Regions from separate parts of the Mus musculus genome. Here region 1 is linked to region 2. The links are chromatin loops, found by intact Hi-C in ENCODE. Cell type or tissue: heart. All regions are shown on one strand.

Region 1 (8,000 bases), 320 kb after region 2:
TTTCAATCTCTAAGAGGTTTTGTTGATGTTGTTTGTTTTAGAATCAAAATGTCATCTTTCAAAATCTGTAGAGACTGTGAATCAGAAGTTTACACTTTAATCTTCACTTTAAGCAAAAGGAATTGGTGTTCTGGCCTGGGGCTATAATAATCCCAGCACTCAGGGAGCTGCACCAGGGAGCTCAGCTTGAAGCAAGTTTGGGCTACATATGAGATTCCACTTCAAGACAGAATACACAAACAAATAAAAACAGCAGAGGGAACACGACAAAAATCTAAGGAAATGCATTATAAAGTGCTGGGGTACAACACAGAAGGGCATAGGTGTTACCATAGCGGGTGCAAACTATGAGGTCACACAGAGGAGGATCTAAAGTAGAGGGAAGTACCTGGCACTAGGTTTAAGGCTCTGCCCTGGGCCAGGCAGCTGTGTTCCTCTCTCCACCCACACCCAGTCAGAGTCCAACTGACCCCACCTCCTCAATATTCCTGCAAGCTTTCCCCTCTCCTCCATTACACAGCCACTCCTCATGGCATCTCCTGACACTTGAGCTCCCTAATGGACTCTCTCCCTTAAACTACTCAATATGATGATGCCTGGCACTTCTAACTAGCATTCTCTAACCTTGCACACCACTCAGCGACACCAACCATGCTGGGCACATTAGATTCCTGGCTTGGGCCCTGAACTTTGTTCAGGAACAGTGTGCTTCTCCTTCTGAGAATTCCTCCACACCACACCTTTCAACAATGTCCTTCCCACTTGGTTGGCACCCAACCAAGCTAGGGAAATGAGCCTTCCTCTGGGGTTTTTGTTGTGACAGAAGAAGTTGCAAGATTTTAAAACCCAAAGGCTACCAGCACACACCATTCCTGCCAAATAGGGAATCTGTCAATAACCAGGACAACTAGAAATAAAAAATGGTACATGGTAGCTGCTGCCTCCTCTTCCTCCTCCTCTTCCTTCTCTCCTCCTCTTCCTCTTCCTCCTTCCTCCTCCTTTCTTCTTCAGTTTTGTTTGTTTGTTTGAGATGGGGTTTCCCTGTGAAGCCCTGGCTGTCCTGGGACTCACTCTGTAGGCCAGGCTGGCCTCGAACTCAGAGATCCACCACCCCTGCCTCCTAAGTGCTGGTATTAAAGGTGTGCACAACCACTGCTCATCAGTGGTAGCTTTCTTGTGTTCCAACTTCCCGAAGCCAAGCTGGTATCTCATTCTCTGAACCAATAACCTTCTGTTTTGGGTTAAGCCAATTAAAGCCCCATTTCCATTCCTTGATATTAATACACAACAAGAATTCCAGTGGTTTCCTATTTCTCTCCTGCCACACAGTCTGTTAAAACTCTCCCACTAGTTGAACATACCACTTCATATCCCTGCAAGCACATTCTCTCTAAGCCTCTGGTTCTAAGCTACATCTCTCTGAAAAAGTCTTCCCAGAGTCCCCTGAATGAGGTTAGGTACCCAGTCTTGATTTCCAGCAGCCTGAAAGTAAATTCAATCTCTGATCACAGTGTACTTCAATGGACAACAGGGACAGGCGACTCCCCCTGGTAATTGCTGGCAGTGGGATGGTTAAGAATTTGTACTCTACCACCTAGTAAGTGGCTCCTACCACTTGGGCAGCCCCGTGTGCCTCACCATGGATGCAGATACCGGTGGCACTTTTAGTAGAGGTGACTGTAGAAATAGATCTGTTATGTGAAAATAGACAGTGCCCAGCATTCAGTAAGTCATAACTATAATTCATCTACCTAGCCCTTGGTACCATGTCTATCCTAAGGGATGTCTAAGGATTTGTTTGCTTAATTTTTTTCCATACATGCATCCTATATTTAATTTAAAATTTTAAATTATGAAAGCACAAGATTTTAATAAGACATTTTCATACATATTGCATACATACCATTATTGCTTCTGATTCATTCCTTAGTTGCTCCTGGCTCTCTGTTTCTGGTCACCTGCCTCCCCCAAGAGTCCTCTCTTCTACATTAATGTCCCATGAGTTTTATTACCCTGCTTTTGCTTGTTTTAAACTCTTCTTCCTCAAGATCTCTTCCTCCCCTCTCATGATTTCCTACACACACTTCTCTGGGGTTGATTTATCATAAGAAAACATGGTAATTGTCTTTTTTAATCTGGCTGTGTAACACAACTAACACTTTTTCTGATTCCACTGTTCTGCAATTATGATTTCATTTTTCTCTATAGCTCAGTGGAACTTCAGTTTGAACATGCACCTCATTTCCTTCATCTGACATCTAGGTGGTTACATCCTAGCTACTGTGAAAATCAGGTCAAGGCAGGATTGGAATCTGCACGCCTAACTGAAGCTCCTGGAAACCATAGGAGGGGTTCAGAGCTGGAACTCGCCTGAGAGTTAAAGAGGTCTCCCCATGCCTTCCAGCAGCTGGAGATTGGGAACTTCTCAGATACTTACGATTAGGGACTGGAAGGGCATGAAAAGTTTTATTGCTGTCTCTAGAGCTCTAATCATAAAGAGGAACTATTCCCAGCATATATGTCCTGGGAATATATAATCATTTGAAATCAAAGGCTCTGAGGATTTAAGCTACGAGAAGAACCCTTGCATCTCAACACTTAAACGCCAGACTAACAAACAAATCAGAATCTCTTAGTATCCGTTGGCACCCCTTTTCCTTCAGAGGATTCCGACTACAGATTGAAAATAAAGTCTGTAAGTCATACACACAATGCCAAACGCTGCCGTGGAAACTAACTGTAAAACAGACCACAGATTTGTGTTGTGTCGGCAAAGAAGAGGCGAAAGCGGCGTGTAAACCGCGGAGCCCCCGGGGCCCCTTGGGGCTGCCTTGCCCAGGGCGGCGCAGCAGGAACGCAGGGACTTCCCAGCCCGGCGCCTCCGGCCTGGCCTCCCGCCCCAGCCCGCAGCGGCTCGGAGAGATTACCCGAGGGAGGCTCAGGATCCTCAGTGCTCGTCAAAGCTCCACTCCCGACCTTCGCAGACAGCATCAGGACCACCAGCAGAATCATCCTGCCAGCTGCCGCCTGCGGGCCCATTCCTGCGCGAGGGACACCTCTGACAGGGGACCCGCGCTGCCCGTGGCCTGGCCTTGGCGTCACGTCCGCCGCAGACTAGTCGCCAAGTCCGCAAGCGGCCTGCCGGGGAGCTGGGTGGGGCCAAAACCAAAGCTTGAGAGACCAGCCTGGGACTGAGGGGCGTGGCTTAAGTGGGAGGCGGAGCCTCACGGGGCAAAGGGTTAAAAGGCAGCTCTTCAGGGGCGGACTCAGGGCGGGGGTCTAGCCAGAGAGGCGGGACCAATACGCAATCTCTTAGAGTTGATTGGAGGTTGGGAGTAGAGGTGGGATGTGAGGCGGGGTCTATACAAGGAGGCGTGTCTTGGCGGGTCTAAAGTGGACTAGGACATGGTTATAGGCGAGGTCTGGACTGGGGAGCCAGGCAGTGCGCTGCGTGGGCGGAGAAGTTTCACTAAGTTGGAGAAGGGGTGGACTAGCCTGAGGTTTGAAACTGTGGGCTCTTCTCTGTATTCAGGACCTGGACTGTGGATACGTTTGAAACTCTGACCGGAACCTTACCTTCTTCAGCCTGACACTACCTTCCTCAGTTCCTCATTCTGGTTATGTAGTAACCTGGGGTTGGAGATTTTTGCCTCAGTCCACAACCAGACACCATGCTTATCTCATCCCTCAGCATGAGGCGTGTTGGAGCCTGAGGTGTTAGAGAAGTTACAAAAATCCTTCTCCAGTTCCCACCAGTTTTGTCCGCGGAACTTAAACTTCTGGTTTTCAAGACAGTTTGTTCAGACTCCCACAACGCAAATCCAATGTGCTTGGCTAGCACTTTATTCTTAGCAAAAACAAACTACCACCACAAAAAGCACATGCCCATTTTAATGATGAAATGTCAAAGGGCGGATCACTAAGTAGTCTTTCATCAAGAGATCGTCCCTCTTGCCTCTCTGACCGCACCGGTTAGTTTAAATCTCTCTCATTCCCCTAAATTCACTTTAGTGACCTTGCACTTACTATAGACAACACTCTTGTGCTGCCTCACTCGCCTCAGCTCTCTTTTATCACCATGTCTGCAAGGAATTTGAATGCAACCCACTCTCCCCTTCTCTTTACTCCACTTTATTTTTAATAACACATTTGCACCCCCTCCTACAATATGCATATTGATTTGATTTTCTCTGCTTCCTAGAATGCAAGCTCTATACCGTAGAGAGAGATACTGGCATGACATTCTCTGAGTCTTCCAAGCAAAATGTTATGAAGACATTCTGCAGACTTGGAGTTACCAGCTAAGGCTTGTTATTTGTCTTGATTAATTAACGAATTAATTATGCTAATAGCCCAGCATTTCTCAGACTTTGACGTCAGGATAAATCTTGGTGACCTTGTGCAGGTTCAGATTCAGTACATATGATTCAGGTTAGACTTCAGTTTTCTGCATTTCTGAAAAAGGTACACAGCAAATGTCTCACCCTTGGTGCTACAGATGTGAGTACTTGGAATAAGAGTTTGGGTGTGCATCTGATATGCACCTCAAGAAAGGCATTTCTGGTCATTGTATGGCACAAGGATAAATTACTGTACTTTGCTGTTTAGGAATATAGAGTAGGAGAGACCGCACCATGCGGCTTGCAGATTTTGTTGTAGTTGAGACTCCATGTGCCCCAGGCTGGCTTACCAGGAAGCAGATTATGAAGTGATGGAAACAGTCCTTGAGAAGTGCTGCTGGGATAAACCTCTGGGATAAACCTCTGGGATAAAAGAGAGGTAGCTAGATCTGATTGTGAAGACATGTCAACCTCACACATTGCTCCAAAGTGGGGATGGCTTTGTAGAGTGTCCTCCATGGGTATAGGAAGTGAAGCGGCAACTTCCCAGCACTGAATACAAGCCAGAACAGGACATGATTTGTGGCTTCCATGCCTTTAGCATCTCCCACTAGAAGACTGGCAGCTGAGGCTGATTACTAGCTGCGCTCCTGCTGGCTGGGAGGGAATGGCACTGAACCTTCCATTTCTGAGGAAGGATCTGGACAAAGCTTCAGATATCACCTGCAGAGCATCCTTCCTTCCAAGGCACTGCCATAGTCCTCTGGAGGCAGAGGATGCTTGGGAGTTAAGTGTTTCCGAGTGCTTCTGTGGATACCCAAGATATAGCTATGCAGTAAAATATTGCCCCGAGGGAGGCAGACACAGCACCTGCCCCCATGGACCTTGTATCCACTGAGGAAGAGGCACTGTAAGGGCAGTATCGATGTTGTGCCAGTTCTCAAGATGAACAATGAGATTACAGTATCAGACGTGCGTGCGTGCATGCGTGTGCGTGTGGGGGGTGGGGCAGGATTGGCTTAGTCTAGATTTTAATGGAGGAATAAACGGCGTTCGTTCGGTGGTTTTATTTGTTGAGTTAGGAGCTCTTGTATGCCAGTCTGTCTGGCTTCACACTCACTATATAGCCAGGGATGACCTTGAGCTTTGGCTAGTCTTGTCTCCACCCCCAAATGCTAAGATTACAGGCATGCTTGCGGCACCAGGTTCCTCAGTGTTGGGGAGCAATCCCAGAGCTGTGCGCATGCTTCCTAAGTACTTTACCAACCAGGCTATATCTGCAGTCCAAGAGATCTACAATATTGTAGCCTGCTAATCAGACTAATTAGGAGATTAAGGGGGAAGGAATAGGTTCTATAGGCTAATAAAATTAGAAGGAAAATAAATAAAATCTATATATTTTAAAAATCCAATGATAGAAATTTTGTAAAGCCAATACAGAAGAGAATGAATGATCAGTGCTTTGTCTTCTAAAGCCAGACCAGTGGAGATTCTCCAAGTATGTGCTTGTGCCCACTGTACTCTCAGGATGGATTTTAAATTAAAGAAAAAAAAATCTGGGATGAGGGTGGAAAATATAAAGCTAAAATATATGTGGAGTTGCTGCTCAGGATTAGAGATACAGTCTGAAGGCCACACTCAACATGGCTTAGAGGAAATCAATACGGCTAAATAAAAAAAATTACAAGCTTAGAAACAGAGCATGAAAAAAAATAAGAAAGAAAGAAAGAAGAAAGAAAGAAAGAAAGAAAGAAAGAAAGAAAGAAAGAAAGAAAGGAAGGAAGAAAGAGCGAGTGAGCGAGCGAGCATGGCCGAGCTACAACAATGAGTAGCACACACTGTATTTAGGCATTTCCTTCCCCTGTAAAGCAGACGCTTGAGCGTCTGTAGCTACAGCACAGAGTTCTGTATTCTCCCCATCAATCTATAGATTATAGACAATACCCTTTACCCCACATGACTCTCCAGGCCTCTGTCTCCACACAGACCCATATCTAACTTTTTTCTTTGCCATAGTGTTTATCTAGAGAGCTCACTATAAATTATATATACTCAAGGCACATGTTTTATATATACATTATGTTTTTTTGCAAAATGTATATTTATAAGGGGACATGATCTCCACAGATAATTATTGAAATTGTGATTGTAATTACCAAAGAATGCAGCAGGGTTGTAGGAGCACAAAAGGGGACTTAATATGAGATTTAAGAAGTTCATATGTGAATAAATGTGTAACACACACATTCTTTCAGTTGTCTAATTTTACTCCTGGAAGAACAACTGTTTCCCTCACTGGCACATCTCCTACCCCATAGACAAGTGTCTAGCAACCCATTAGTCTTTAGCAAATAAACAAAAGAAGAAAAAAACCCAAGCTTATAGAGAGATATAGGTGAAAGAATATAAAATTTAATTTATGGTTGGCTATAATATAACCAGGTCATCGAAGGGGATTCCGAGTGTTTACATATCAGACTGACACTAAGAAACGCATTATTTGTTTTTGCCTTGCATACCCCTCTCATCTGCCATGCTGATGTGTGATTGTGTCACATTAGCCCCCACCTCACAGTCAGTTATCTGTGAGACAGGAAAGCCACACTGAATGAAAAACCAGGACATGATGGCTCCTGTGTATAACAGGAGAAGGGTTTTAGTGTAGACATGAGGAAGAGATCAGCAAGAGGCACCTGGCAGGGTCTAGACTGAATCAGGCCATGAGAGAAGAGACGGGCAAAGTGAGAGCAGAGGAGAAGAGGGAGAGGAGAGGGCAAGCAGATGAAGAGAGGAGACCCAGAACAAGAGATCAAGAATCCAAAAGGCCAAGAGGGAAGCTAGCCAGGAGCCAAGAGGCCAAGCGAGAGAGAAGAGCCAAGAGAAGACCAAGAGAGCACATGGCCAACATGGCTGTTTTATATAGAAAAGAGAAGCTGGGGAGAGGGAAGTGAAGTCCAGCGTTTGGGCTAGAGAGGTTTAGGTCAGGGGTGGGGTTAGAAGTACTGGGTACTGTGTGTGGCTTGTCCTGGGTTTCTTGGAGACTAGACACCTAACCTACAATTTCTTTTAGAGGACTACGGGGAGAGTTGCTGAGTGCCTCCTGGCATATGTGAGGCATGCCCCCATTAATTCACTTTAAAGAGTTTCTTCCCAATCTCCTATCTCACAGATTTCTTGCTATTGCATCTGTAAAAACTCAATACTGCTTTTCCAACCTTAGGTGTAACTAAGCATAGTAATATGACCTTGTTTTGGCCAAAATTTGCATGTGCACAGCTAGAGAGCTGTCTAAAAGAGCAGATGCAACAAGAAAGCGTGCCTGTCTGCACCCTTTTCTAACTTCCTGCTTTGAATGTGCAGACAGTGATGTCTACGAGGCAGTAGAAAGATGAAATCCCAACACAACGAAATCTCACAGGTTTGAGAAGAAAAAAAAATCAACAGCTAAGAATGGAAGTTCATGCAACTGGGGACCTAGTTCCAGCTTCACAAACATGAAGGCTGGATTCAGATCTGCAGAATTCACATAAAAAGCCAGGTGCAGCAAGGCAACTCTTGAGCACCAGCGCTGGGGTGGGCTGGGGAAGGAGAAAGGCAGATCTTTGAAGCTCTTTGGCTAGTCCGTTTAGCCAAACCCATGAGCTCAAGGTTCAGTGTGAG
Region 2 (8,000 bases):
TTTTTTTTTTTGAAAATTAGAACCCAAATTTAAAGGATCTGGCATGAAAAGACTTCTCATTATTTACTGTCCAGATATTTATTTACCATGTATGTGCATTTTTTTCTTAAAAATTTATATAAAAATATATATCCTTGATATTTGGATGAATATCTAAAAAATACTATTTTTAAAAAGAAAATGAATTTAGGTCAAGATAGTTTTAACTTTGGGGGACATTGCTTTATAGCTCTCAGGGAGCACACTTTTCAACCATTTGCTTTGTTAACTAAGATTCCCTGACAGGTCCTCCACTGACAGGAAATGTTACCCTGCCATGACGGAAACACAGGCTAAAGCTTGGCTACCCTCTGCTGGACTTAGTTTGAATAGAAATATCTTCCAAGTATGGTGGATTTTCCTTATAAGAAGCCTTAAAGTTATAATAAAAAGATTTTTTAAAAAAGATTAGACCCACTATGCTCATTTAATAGAACACAACCCCAAATGTCCAAGTGCCTTTTTTCAAAACACAGAGTCTTCTGCTACTCAGCCATGCTTTCTCCACTATAAAGCTGTCTTAATATTGGTCATCTTACAAACATTTTTATTCATCAAATTTGCTACAAAGAGGAGACGATCTATGGCTTGAAAAAAAGGAAAAATAAGAAAAGCAATTTTAATTCTCATAGACTTATGATGAATTCTTTTTAAAAAATCAGAAATTCGATTTTATAGTTGGTTGGAATTTCTGGAAGCGTTCAGATTCATGGAGAAGCTTAAGAGGACAGAGTTTCCTTGTGAGACAGGAAGGTAAGACCATTCCTGGGTTGGGGTCAGCTTCAAAGCAAACCAGCAACAGTGAAGCCGGTCAGACGAAATCTGGGGGCAAATTGTCTTAGGGAGATGGAGAAAGGAAATTAATTTCATTTTTAAGGTTCTTGAATGTTTTTTCTCTGAAAGCTAACAGAGAGGAATACCAGTCTCGAGAGAAGTTGGCATACAGTATATGTCTGCATGACTCTAACTTTTCAGTTAACTTAACATTGCCAACAGAGTTACTTTTTAATGCATCATACTTTCTTTAAAAAAAAAATTGTTCTCGGCTGAGCAATGTCCATGCATGCTTTTAATCCCAGCACTCTGGAGGCAGAGGCAGGTGGTTCTCTGTGAGTTTGAGGCCAACCTGATCTACAGAGAGCATTCCAGGACAGCCAGGGATATGCAGAGAGAATAAAACAAAACAAAATTGTTCTGTTTTTGAAAAGTAGGGGCCAGTTGCTCTTTTACTCATGAGCTCAAATTGCTCTTTATCTAATCAGAATAGTAGTTTAATTTGGAATTGAACTTTCGAGTGTCTGCAAACATGAGCAACAGAGGTCTTCATGTTGACACCGATTCAGGATTTTGTAAGCCATCTTGTGTCACCCTTGATAACAGCACACAGGTAGTGTAATTGAAATGATACCACATGCACTGGACCTCAGGTTTACCTGAGTGTAAAGCTCCTGGAACAAACAGGCATGCAGATACCTCCCATGCTTGTAAACTTCCAAGGTAACTCAAGTATTACATGTAGCATACTCATTGCCTAATACAAATGAAATATCACTGGAATTCAAATTTCAACTTAAAGCAGTAAAGCTGGCAATAACTAAAAATGAGCCATGTGAGGAATTCAGGTCTGGTGGTATCTTCTGGTTCCAGAAGGAAGATATCATATCATTCCCAGGCCTTCCATTGCCCAAGTGATACCCTGCATGTACTATCTTAGCAAACTCAGTCTGAGACTTGGGTTGTAGCTCTTGGTAGTGTGTTTGCCTAGTGTGTGTGAGGGCATGCTCCCTCTGCCTTCCCGACACAGAATCCTGGATTGCTTTGGGGCATACCATCCCTTTAACAGGTCCAGTGTCTGCTTCCATTTTCTAAGTTCCTGACAAAGCTGAACACTTTACTCTAAATGTGCTTTTATTCTTTGTACTGTAGTTAGCGTATGAGAATCACTCAGAGTAGCGTGTGTGTGTGTGTGTGTGTGTGTGTGTGTGTGTGTGTGCTTTATGTGCATTTGTGTGCAGGTAGCCATCTTGGTGTACACACTGAGGCCAGAGAAGACTATCAGATGTCCCTTCTCTATCACTCTCCACCTTATTCCCCTGCTACCCAGAGCTAGACTGGTGACCAGTTAAATACCAGTGATCCTCCTGTCTTCCACCCTTGTAAAGTTTCACAGGGCTATAGCTAGTTGAATGGTAGAATATTTGCATAGGTTATCTGCTGTTATTGGAATAATTTCCATATTTTGTCCAGTCTGCATTTAGTACTGCTATGGACAGAGATACCAGGCCCCTAAACAGATACTTACATAGCCATAAGAACTCTGTTGTGTCATTGCCTGATGCAAATCTAATTTCTAAGCATTTAAATCTACATCTGAAAATAGTGTGCAAATCTTCCAAGCTTGAAAAATACTTCTTGTTTGTTTGTTGTTTTGTTTTTGGAGACAGGGTTTCTCTCTGTAGCCCTGGTTGTCCCCAGGACAGCCACTCTGTAGACTAGGCTGGCTTCAAACTCAGAGATCTACCTGCCTCTGTCTCCGAAATTCTGGGTTTAAAGGCATTCATTTACCATGCCTGGCTTGAGCAGTATTTTTTTAAGAGACATTTATTTTATGTGATGTGAACATATGTGAGTACACTGTCCCTGTGTTCAGACACACCAGAAGAGTGCATCAGTCCTCATTACAGATGGTTGTGAGCCACCATGTGGTTGCTGGGAATTGAACTCAGGGCCTCTGGAAGAACAGTCATTGCTCTTACCCACTGAGCCATCTCTCCAGCCCCAAGTAATAAATGAGTCTACAGTCCCCATCTTGTGGATCTCTCTCCCTTCCATAGCTTCTCCACTGCCAGCTTTCCATGTGGCTGTTTGCCCCAAATCTGCCTTTATCTGTCTTCTCTCATTCCATTCTCTTGCTAAATAAAAATAATTTCCGTGGTTTAAATATTATCTACATGCAAGTAAGAAGGCTTGGCTGGACTCCATTGTGCTGTATTCAAGTACTGCACACAGTACACAGTCAACATGCAGAACTGGAGTTTATTAATGCTCCATTGTCCTTATTTCAATAAACAATTCCTGTGTCTAGATAAGTACTATACTAAGAGTTGGAAACCATTTAAGCTTTTTGTCTTCATTTGACCCTTAAGCGTACCCTCTCCACACCTTTCCATAATTCTCAACAAAACACTATTACCCAACTATAGCATCTTCTGCTTGAGTTGTTGCTAAAGTCTCTAACTGTACTCCATTGCCAATCTCTAGCCTCCAGTTACTGTTGCTTGGGAATGATAACTCACTAAATGATCCATATCTGAAAACTTGCACAGATCTCTATTATTTAAGCTGCAGCACAGTTCCTTGGGCATGGGGTACAATACAAGAGTTCATGTTGGAGCATTTGATTTTCTCTCACCAGGTGGAATCTACCCAAAGTGCTCTTTCTCTATCAGGCTAGACTGAGTCCTGGCAGCTACCATCCCTTGCGGTTTTAGGTTTCCTGGGTTCTTCACCCTTCTCCTGATCCCACAATGGCTTCCAACTTTTTAGTTAGAGAAAGTCATTTGTATGAATTCACCCTAGATTATCTCCTTTCTAAAATGTTCCCTGACACCCTACCCTAAAAACATCTGTGTATATTCATCACAGCATCAATAGCATTTTGATTACACTTGACAGCTTTCAAGTCTTGTAATCTCTTGAGCTCAACCACGTATCCCAGTGGGTCTTTTGAATGCAAAAGTCTAGCACCAAGCTTGGTACATGACTTGGTCTGTGCAGGTTGACTGGTTTAATGATTAACAAGTCTCTTTCACTCTTCAGTGTTTGGTTTGGCAAACTGCACATTCATCTACCACATTGCATATGCTTGGCAAACATTTGAATGAAGAAATTAATGAGCCCAAGTCTTCCTTAATTACTGGAATATATCTGCATAGTGCAACTAACTACATAAAACCTATAGACCGCAAATTGCACATGATAATAGTCCTATCCTTTAACTTCATTGTTGTCTGGATTCAAATTACCTTGGGCAACCTAGTACTCCATTCGTTGCCCTTGGACTCACTAACTGCTTTCCGAGTTTGTTGTGGCTTTTATTTCGTAACCATCAGGAAAATGTCAGAATAGCAAAGTTTTAAAGTTCAAGCAATTAATAAAAACACAAGGTTTTTATTTAAAAAAAAAACATGGAGGTTGCAATTAAACGTGAACAACTGTCTGAAGTGACTCCTAGCGAGTATCTTCTCTTTTAGGTCTAGAATAATCTCTGAAAGACCAGTTGATTTTAGTTAGAGCAAATCATTGGATTTTTGCCCAAAAGAAAAATGGTCCTCGCGGCGTCAGTTCCCTTTTCTATGTAGCCCAATCAAAATCTAGGATTCCGGGCGTCGGCGTCGTCACTTCCGCCCGGCCTTCCTGGACTTTCAGTGAGCCGCAGTGGGGCACTTCTACCTCGAGACTGTTTCCGCGCTCGGGCCGGGAGGCCGAGTGACGGCGGGCGAGCGGAATGAGCGCGGCGCGGACGCTGCGGGTGCCCGGCCGCCACGGCTATGCGGCCGAGTTCTCTCCGTACCTGCCGGGCCGCCTGGCCTGTGCCGCGGCGCAGCACTACGGCATCGCGGGTGAGCGCGGGCCGCGCCTCCGGGGCGGGCGTAGGACGCGCCGCTGAGCGCGCGGTGCCGCCGCCACCGCCAGGGGGCGACAGAGCTCGGCCCTCCCTCCTAGGTCCCCCTTTCTGCGGAGTTGGCATTGGAGCCCAGGGGAAGTCTACAGCTAGTCCTTTCCCTTCTGTAAGAAGGATGCACTTGTCAGTACTTGCAAGGTGGAGTCAACAGAGCCACCAGTTCAAAGCCATCCTCAACAGAGACTTAGGGAGACGCTGGCCCTTTCTTGAAAAAGAAAAAAAAAAAAACTAGAAAATTCTGTGCTCGCTTTTAGTTGTTCTAGGGGAAGTGGATAAATGTGCAGAGATGTCTAAGTGCTCAAGCCATTTATTTTAACTTATACCCCATCTGCTGTTTATGCACAGGAGCAGTGTATGGCAAACCATTGCATAATGTCAGTGATCTGTAATACTTGTTTACTGCAGGAAAAAAATACGATTTCTGAAAAGTAGTGGTAAATAAACTTGTTTCCGTATAGTTTGTCCATTAGTGCTTAGTGCTTTCACGGTTGGGTTCACAGTTCTTGGCCATCAAACTTTAGACTTTTATAAAGGTTTCTTACAAGAAATTGGTATAATTAGGAATTGTTTTCTAGAGATTTTTTGTGTGTGTGTCTGAGTTTTTTGCTTGTATGTATGTCTGTGAACCATGCCTGGTGCCAGCTAAGGTCAGAAGAGAAGATTCAAAGAGGGTGTTGGATCCATTACTGATGGTTGTCAGCTGCCAAGTGGGTACTGGGATTAGAAGCTGGCTCTGCACATGGAAGGGGTCGGGTCTCTGACCTGACAGTTGACTTTTTTTTTTCTTCTTCATCAGTTACGTTTAAGTGGAAGATCTTTAACACTTTACCCACCTCACTGATCACAAAAACTCAAAGCGAAATTCTGTGAAGACTCTAGTTTGAACAGTTGAATGTGCATGTGAGCATAGTAATTAGTCATCTTACCTTGTAAAGTTCAAGTGCAGATTCCCTTTGAACAGATGTTAATGGAGTGTGAGATGGGGGAGAGAAAGAGACATTAGTCTTTCAGCAAAAATTATTGATTGTTGGCACATAACTGAAGTTAATGTTGTTTTCAACACCTGACCAACGAGTATATGGTATTTCCACATATACTGTCTTAAAATGCTGTGATTGGTGTGTTCTGCGTGTATCAGCAGGGGAGAACCACAGTCTTGGGGGTTTGTAAGCACAAGCCTTCCTTGTCTTCTGTTATTAGCTCCAGCTTGAAAGGTTTGCGTGCCTAGCACCAGGCCCGGTGTGAGTTGGCACTCTGATGCGTTTCCCCAGACTGGTGTTCCGATTCCAGTCTGGCCAGATGGTAAGTTGGATATTTAAGGACTGAAGCATACTATGTAACTTTTAATTGTTCTGTATATACGGTTGCAGTTATTTTATGGGAAATTTGTGGTAGTTAAAGCTGGTCCACAATGTTTAAGATTTCATCATAGATGACTCCCAGGAGGTTAAACAACATGACTTAGGGCTTTGTTTTGTTTTGTATTTCTTCTAGGCTGTGGAACTCTATTAGTATTGGATCAAAATGAATCTGGACTTCAGATTTTTAGAAGGTAAAGTGATTGACATTTCTGGTGCTGTGATAAGGCATCAAGATTAAGGCAACTTACAAAAGAAAGTAGTTACTTTAGGCTTATAATCTTAGTGGGTCAGGGTCAGAGTCTATAATGGTGGAGCAAAGTCATGGCTACAGGAACAGCTGAGAGCTCACATCTTGAGCCACAGATGGGAGGCAGAGAGATCCACTCTGGGAATGGGGCAAGTCTTTTGAAGTCCCAGAGCCTGGCCCCAGTGGCACACTTCTTCCAGCAATACCACATCTCCTAAATCCTTCCCAAATACTTGTATCACCTAGGGACTGAGTATTCAAACCTAAGAGCCTGTGGTGGCCATTCTCCTCAAACCATTATAATGGCTCTAATTATTAAGTGTACATATACAGTCAACCTCTGTCAAAGTCTTAATGCAGTTGCATTTTGAATATTTGGAACTAATAGGTTTTTAATTTATGATGTAAAATAAACTTTTACATTGGCATCATATAGAAATTATTTTTGCTAACTATGATTATGCCATGTTCTCAAGCTTACTAGTGTCTGCTTATAAATTATACATTTAAAACGTAAAACAGTGAGCGTCTTAGTAATTTAGTTTCCTTAAGCAAGAGCTAGCGCTCATCCTGTGGACTGCCCAGTGTTTCTCTCTGGACCTGTCTTCCAGGTTGAGTGATGGACACACGCTACTTCTATCAGGATTAGTCAAAGGCAGAGGAAAGAGATTCTGTAGAAAGCCACTACCTGCTCGTAGCTCAGATGAAGAAAGATTTGTGGGAGTATTTGAAATGATTGGTCTCCGTATTTTGAAAGTCTCACAAGTGCATGCTGTGAGTCACAGGTGCACTACAATAAAAGCAGGTGATGTCAGCATGTCTTTGGTGGATACCTCATATGAGTGTTTGGAAACCTCCTTTCAGTTTAACTTTGGAGCTATCTACCTGCCCTTCCTGGGCTGTGCTTCCAGGCCACTGTGGAGTACCTGCTCTATTTATCTCTTGTAGTTTTCAAGATCATCTGAGGTAATGTGTGTTACAATATGTGAAAAACAAGGAAAAAAACAGTAACTATAAAATTAAGATGTTAATCATTTTGTGATCTGCAGTGCATGTATTTTCTTTTCTGGCGTAGCTTTGACTGGAATGACGGCTTGTTTGACGTTACCTGGAGTGAAAACAATGAGCATGTCCTTGTCACCTGTAGTGGTGATGGCTCACTGCAGCTCTGGGACACTGCCAAAGCCACAGGCCCTCTCCAAGTCTATAAAGAGCACACGCAGGAGGTATGATGATGGCTTCCCTTATTGTTTGTTTGAAATCTCTTTGGGATGAACACAGGGAAATGCTTTCAGGGGACAAGGTTAAGCTTTAATGTTTCTTATTCATAGTAGATGTCACTTATTATTCTGTTATTCAAACATAAAGTACTTCTTAGCCTAAGACAAGACAAGAAAAGGTCAGGCTTCTCATTAGGCAACAGCAGTGCCTCTAGCAGGCACGGTGGCATCCTTCCCTCCAGAGGGCCTCAGCCTTCCTTATGCCCTATGAACACGCCTACACGCAGTGCCTCAGGAGAGGGTGGGCGGGCTGTTCGCAGGCTCTCTCACGATTGTCTGCAGGCTTCAGTAAGACTCAATGTATTCCAACAGCGGCATCAAGTACCAACTAGGAGGCTGAGTTCACTAAAAGAAAATAAAGATTTAGTGTTTGTAAATTTGTATGTGTG

Evidence for each region. Hi-C counts contacts between places; a loop is a spot of excess contacts. Peaks named below come from ENCODE experiments on the same cell type or tissue, not always from the same donor. Only the 100,000 strongest peaks of a DNase experiment are listed, where the experiment ranks them.
Region 1: it touches region 2 in a loop (2.2-fold over the local background); 6 of 42 quality-filtered maps call a loop at or near these places.

Annotation. Positions count from the first base shown.
Region 1 is chr10:19,587,125-19,595,124 of GRCm38, reverse strand. Ifngr1 (interferon gamma receptor 1) reads right to left here and starts at 3,176. Exons shown (of 7, transcript NM_010511.3): 1 at 2,928-3,176. The coding sequence starts at 3,039. In heart, no CTCF peak of the experiment used is centred here; DNase peaks (open chromatin) are centred at 464, 674 and 3,254; H3K4me3 peaks cover 2,028 bases; H3K27ac peaks cover 1,628 bases.
Region 2 is chr10:19,904,120-19,912,119 of GRCm38, reverse strand. Pex7 (peroxisomal biogenesis factor 7) reads left to right here and starts at 4,446. Exons shown (of 10, transcript NM_008822.2): 1 at 4,446-4,661; 2 at 6,218-6,275; 3 at 7,407-7,557. The coding sequence starts at 4,547. In heart, a CTCF peak has its summit at 355 (motif pointing left); DNase peaks (open chromatin) are centred at 4,449 and 4,709; H3K4me3 peaks cover 1,205 bases; H3K27ac peaks cover 956 bases; H3K27me3 peaks cover 569 bases.